Regions from separate parts of the Mus musculus genome. Here region 1 is linked to region 2. The links are chromatin loops, found by intact Hi-C in ENCODE. Cell type or tissue: left cerebral cortex. All regions are shown on one strand. Each heading gives the region's core, and the rest is flanking DNA. Links, peaks and the distances in the headings are about the cores only. Region 1 has its middle 170 kb from the start of Gm11981. Region 2 has its middle 99 kb from the start of Adcy1.

The links. Hi-C counts contacts between places; a loop is a spot of excess contacts. Peaks named below come from ENCODE experiments on the same cell type or tissue, not always from the same donor. Only the 100,000 strongest peaks of a DNase experiment are listed, where the experiment ranks them.
Region 1: a loop joins it to region 2, with 2.6 times the contacts of the local background. A loop is called at or near these places in 2 of 42 quality-filtered maps.

Annotation. Positions count from the first base shown.
Region 1 is chr11:6,888,287-6,891,204 of GRCm38, reverse strand. No RefSeq gene overlaps it. Among named protein-coding and RNA genes, the nearest start is that of Gm11981, 170 kb to the right of the region's middle. In left cerebral cortex, for the core only: no CTCF peak of the experiment used is centred there; a DNase peak (open chromatin) is centred at 1,383; H3K27ac peaks cover 282 bases.
Region 2 is chr11:6,963,445-6,966,362 of GRCm38, reverse strand. No RefSeq gene overlaps it. Among named protein-coding and RNA genes, the nearest start is that of Adcy1, 99 kb to the left of the region's middle. In left cerebral cortex, for the core only: no CTCF peak of the experiment used is centred there; a DNase peak (open chromatin) is centred at 1,705; H3K27ac peaks cover 1,092 bases.

The sequences.
Region 1 (2,918 bases), core at 331-2,830, 75 kb after region 2:
AGCCTTGACTCTGAAACTTACGACACATGCCTCTCAAGGGAACTAACTCCTGGTTCTCTGCATGTGGGCACACATGTAAACCTACAGGTGAATTATTTTACATGTGACTTCACATGATGTGCTTCAAGTTAGCAAATGGAAGTCACTGAAAACAGCACAGCCAAAATGTGTGAGCAAGTGGGGGTCAGTCTGTTGCCTATGTATACAGATGCCAAATCCTGAACCCCAAGATCTGGCTTCCACCCAGAAGAGTGCATTCTCACATCCACCGGCCTTTGTTGTGTAGACCTTGCTTCCCAACTTAAAGCCAATAGGTTAATAAAAGGCTAGAGCCTATGGCTGGGCATTAGAGAGAGGAAGGTAGAACTTGAGAATTGAAGAAGGGGTCTTAGGAGGGACGAGAGGGAAGAGCAAGAAAGAAGAAGATGGAGAGAGGAGGAGGCCACCATGGAGCCAGATGATGCATCATGAGCACATGGCCAGGAAAAGTGCACCCTGAGGACAAGTTGATGGAGCAGAAGCAGCCTGGGCAAGACTCAAACAGCAAGCAACGAGGGACATATGGTTTGGATATAGATGAATTATATCACATGTGACTTCACATGATGTGAATAGCATAAAACCTGCCCAATCTAGGCTTACAGCTTGTAAATAAAATACCGAGTTTCCGTGTCTTTTAGACAGGCTAGCTAGAATAAATAATTCATTTTCAGGCGGGCTCCCTCAGGCCCACCTCTGAGCTGCTCACCTATGAGTGTGAATCTAATTATTGATCTTCTTTGACCCTCAGTTGCCACATCTTCTACCTTGACACCATCTCTCACAGGGCACCATGACAACTAAATAAGGCCTCAGTGACAGCCCTCCGCTCATAGCCTCAATGCATCCTGACAAAGGTAACAAACAGCTCCAGAGGTAACACAGCCTGTATATTCACTGTGGCTGCAAAATTGCTTTGACCCATGATCCCTGGTTACTGCATTACAGGAGGCATTGGGTGAAGCCTAATTCTGCCACACAATATCCATGTTACAGAGAATCCAGAGTGTGTGTGAAGAGTGAAGACATTGATCGACCTGAGGGTGAGCCACTTTGCACATTCCTGCCATGTGCACCTGGCACCTGGTGCTTGCACTACAGAGATTTGTCAAACCAGCTGGGAGGAACCAAGAATCCTGGAAATGTGTTGTCCGACACAGAACTCACATTTGTGGAAGAGTCTTGAGAACCAGGCTTGTACGAACCAATCATGGGATCCCTCCTTAGACCCAGCACTGGGATCAGCAGATAGAATATGTTTGAAGACTGCCTGGTGGCAAAGAAGTCTAAAAATATGCATGGACAGTCACATTACTCAAGTATCAACAGCTACCAAAATTGCCATCCTGTAGAAGAGTCTCAGGAGCTCCAGCAGGAGCAAAGAGGCGTTTTTAATAACACTGCCTGGTTTTCCCGCACCATATGGTCTTGGTAATTAGCTCAGCCACACACGACTCCCCTCACCATACGCTCGTGACATGATGCAAGAGGAATCAGCAGGAAATTGCAGTTTATTTTGAGTTCATATGCATGTGGCTACAATTTTTTTTCAATTTTTTATTAGATATTTTCTTCATTTACATTTCAAATGCTATCCCGAAAGTCCCCTATACCCTCCCCCCTCCCCCCGCCCTGCTCCCCTACCCAGTTTATTTAGCTAGCCCTAGGAGTGTTTTTGAGTAGCCTTCTGTGGTCTTTCCTAAAAGACAGACCACTCACCAAAAGGGGGAAGCGGTTTACTCTGGTTCCAGCTCATCTAAAGCTCTAGATTGCGCCCCTCCCCCCGCCCCTAGCAGTTCCAGTGTACACTAACTAGCAGCCAGTGTTAGCCTAATGGGAAATCTCCAGTCCACCACCACTGGGTGCTACTCCAGGCCATGTCAGCACTAGCATGCTTAGCCTAGCAAGAGCATCCATCAAGTTTGTAAGACCGTCTAAGATGGGAGGAAAACCTAAAATACGCCTTCTAGGCTAGACAAAACTCTCAAGATAGAACCTATGAGAGGAAACTTCAAGGACTTTGGCAGGCTTCAGAAAGCATGGAAAAAACTTCTATCTGAGGTGAGCATTAATTTAATGAGTACATAGGCAAGAGTCCCCAGTCCTGACTTCTTGTACACACAATCTGCAAGTGAGCTGCCATGCTCCACCGTGGGCACTGCTACCTCCGAGAGATGAAAATCAAGAGGGAAGGAGATTAAAGAAGGTGATGGGGAGGATGGGGAGGACAGAAGCACCTGCCTCATGCAATAACCAACACAAAAGACCAGGGCTCAGCCAGCCTCCCTCTGTGCCTTGTTCTCCCCATGGACGCCAGGAGGACATGTCTCTGGAAGCCTATTATTTAAGCCTCAGGTTGGCCTATTAGCCAGTCAGTTGATGAAATGGCACATAAATATAGGGGAAGCCACAACTGGGAGAAGCTTCCAGGTTGGGGCTGTATAATTTCAAAGCCTACCTCAGTGAAGTAGTTCCTCCAGCAAGGCTGCCCTCTGGGTTTTCACGTTGGGTGACTTTCTGATTAGGTAGAAACAAGCATATATTACCCCAGACTGCATAGCAAAGGCAGGCCAAAGAACTGGTTCTACTCAAGTCTGGCTTGGTGAAACAATAAGTTTAACTAGGGTTGTTTACAGGAGAATGGGTAAAAAGCATCAGAACATATAGATAGTTACACTACCAACAAAAAAACCCACCCAGCAATTGTTAGCTGCATCTGTGTGCTCAGAAATGGCAGAACCTTATGACCCACCCTGTGTATAAAAAAAGAAAGAAAGAAAGAAAGAAAGAAAGAAAGAAAGAAAGAAAGAAAGAAAGAAAGAAAGAAGCTCACATCTTCAACGACAAGCAGGAAACAGAAAATTAACTGGAGTTAAGGC
Region 2 (2,918 bases), core at 242-2,741:
TACCCATTCATTCCTAACACAAAGAGGGTGTGTGTTCTCAGGTCCCATTTCCATCCTGAGAATGCTGCTGTCCTGACCCACTTGTGCTTGCTGGGATCTAATGGCAGAAGCAGAAAAAAAAAAAAAAAAACAGTGTTGGTCAGATCACCTGACGGGAGACCCAGTCTTCCAAGAGGACAATCCCAAAATTTGTCACTACTGTGGGAGACTCAGAGGCCAGCATCTCCTTCATCCAAGTGGGAGAGACGATTCCCTAGGATCAGTTGAAAGTTAGTGAGAGACTCAAGATCAGAAGCCACACTTCACATGGGCATGTGGATGCCCATATGACATGAATTGTTCATTTTGTATTGGTTACTTTTCTCATTGTGGAACCAGGTAACTGATTAAAAAAAAAAAAGTAAAAGCATCTTCTGGGAGGAAAGGCTTAATCACTTGAACCATAAAGTCCATCATAGTGGGAAAACTTGATGGCAGGAACAGCTTGGTCCATGACACCAAACAGGAGGCAGAGAAAGGGAACACCAGTGTTCGGCTGGATTTCTCATTTTCCCTCCTTCTATACTCAGACTAACCTCCAACTCCATTAAACGATGCTTCCACTACAGGGTGTAGCTTCTTTCCTCCATTAATTCTTTCTGGAAACTCCTTCCCAGACACATCTAGGCATGTATCTCTTAGGCGATTCTAAATGCAATCAAGTTGAATAAAGGTTACCCATCATACATTTCACACACACACACACACACACACACACACAACACACACACACACACACAAACAGACCAAATGCACATGACTGCCAAGAGCAGAGGAGCTGAGGCAGTGGGTCAATATTCCACTCTCCCTGTTTGATTTTCTAGATGTGTCATTCAGTCTGCATCTGCTAAGCACCTACCACATCTGGTGATGCAGAAGAGTGAGAGTAGGAGATTATAACCAGGTAGGACATTCAGAGTCAAAGTCTCAATGGCCTCATTCATTTACCTGGGTCCCACTTCCCAACACTTTCATTACATCTCTACACAGCACTGCCAACTGATGGTCTAGAGATCATCATGAGCCTATGGGAGACACTCATATTCAGACCATAACAATGGCTGTACTTAAAGATAGTCTTTTATGAGATAGTTAAGTCAAATGAAGTCAGTAAGGTAGACCCTAATACAACGTGATTGGGTATTCTTATGAGATGGAGAGACCTGGATGCAGACATTCAGGCAGAGACAATCACAGGAGGACATAGGCACACTGCATCCACAAGCCAAGAGAAGGACAACTCCTTGACCTTCCACAGCTGAGAAAATGTGTCTGTGGGTTAAGCCCCCAATCTGTGGCCATTTACTATGTATGTGGTCTTACCAGCAAGTGACCACACATTGAATCCGCCAAGGTAGAAGTAGTCATCCCCCACCTTCAAAGAGCAAGATTGGTCAGGCTCGAGTGTGGGCTCTTTGGCAGAAAGCCCAGCTTTACCAACATGGTGGGCCTTTGATTATTTCAGGCAGTTTGTATTCTCTGGGTCTAATTCTATTTGCTGATAGGGAACAATTGGAGGAGTTGGAGCAGCTTTCAAAGGTCAATTTGGAACACAAATAGCTGATTTATGTAATTAGCCATGTGCAATTACATGGAACTCCAGCAAGTGGCTTTTTCATGAACCAGATTGGCACCACCTGATTCTTATAAGCATAAATAGATCAAGTTGTTAAGTAACAAGTAATTAAAAGGAGCACATGATATTCTCTCTGGGTAACTCAGACTACCCACGTTTAATCTGGTTTCTGTACTGCTCAGCCAAATCAGAGAGAGGTGCAGTGAGGCTTTCAAAATGATGTGCTAGAGCTCTCTGTTGAATCCAAAGGGCCTCGAAGCACTCTTGTGATCCCAGCTGTCTTGGTCCATCCAGCTGCTGTAACAAAAATACCATGGATTGGATAATATATTTAGTGGAAATTTCTTTTTGGTTCTGGAGGCTAGGAAGCCCAATAAAGGCATGAATGGATTCAGGATTGTTTCCTCAAAAGGCAGAAGAACAAAGAAAGGGAGGGAGCTCACGGGCCCTCAGCTTCACAAATATTCAGATCATAGCACCAGCCAAAATGAACAGGAAGCTGTGAATGTCTGTACCATGATGTTAATGTTCCCAGATGTGTTCTTCGGGAAAAAAATCTAATGTTCTTTTAAAACAGCTATTTTTATTGTATTTGTGTGTATTTGTGTATGTGTGTGTGTGTGTGTGTGTGTGTGTGTGTGTGTGTACATGATACCATGAGTGCCCACAGGCCAGAGGTACTGGATCTCCCTGAAACTGGAGATACAGATGGCTGTGAGCTACCCATCGTGGATGCTAGGAATCAAGCTCAAGTCTGATGCAAGAACAGTAAGTTGCCCTTAACCAATGAGCCATCGCCCTAGTTCCAGGATTCCTAAGGTAAACACTGAGAAAAATGCAGATAACATTGGGACCAAGACAGCAAATTCCTCTATATAAAAACTTTGTGGAAGCTGTTAACAAAAGTAAATCTAACAACTATTTAAGTTGTCAAAGGGCCTGCCTGGAAAGCCGAGTTCCTAGGAAAGCACAAATGACTCATGAGTATGTGATGGAATGTGAATTTCACTAATGATCAAGGAATGTAGGCTGAAGAGATCCCTTCAGTGGTCCACACTTTGAGAGATCACGTAAAAGTCCATAGTGCATTTGGTTTTATCTGGATGGCCTCCACTTTACTTTTGTTTACTCTTAAAGTCAGTATGTTTGTGTACATCTAAGCTATGCAACACAGTATTATAAGATTATATAGAGTAATATATATTATTGTTATGTAATCTATATGGATTTAACATATCCATCTTCTCAGTTTCTCCTTTCCTCTGTAGGAAGAAAATAGATACCATGTACTCAGCAAAAGTTG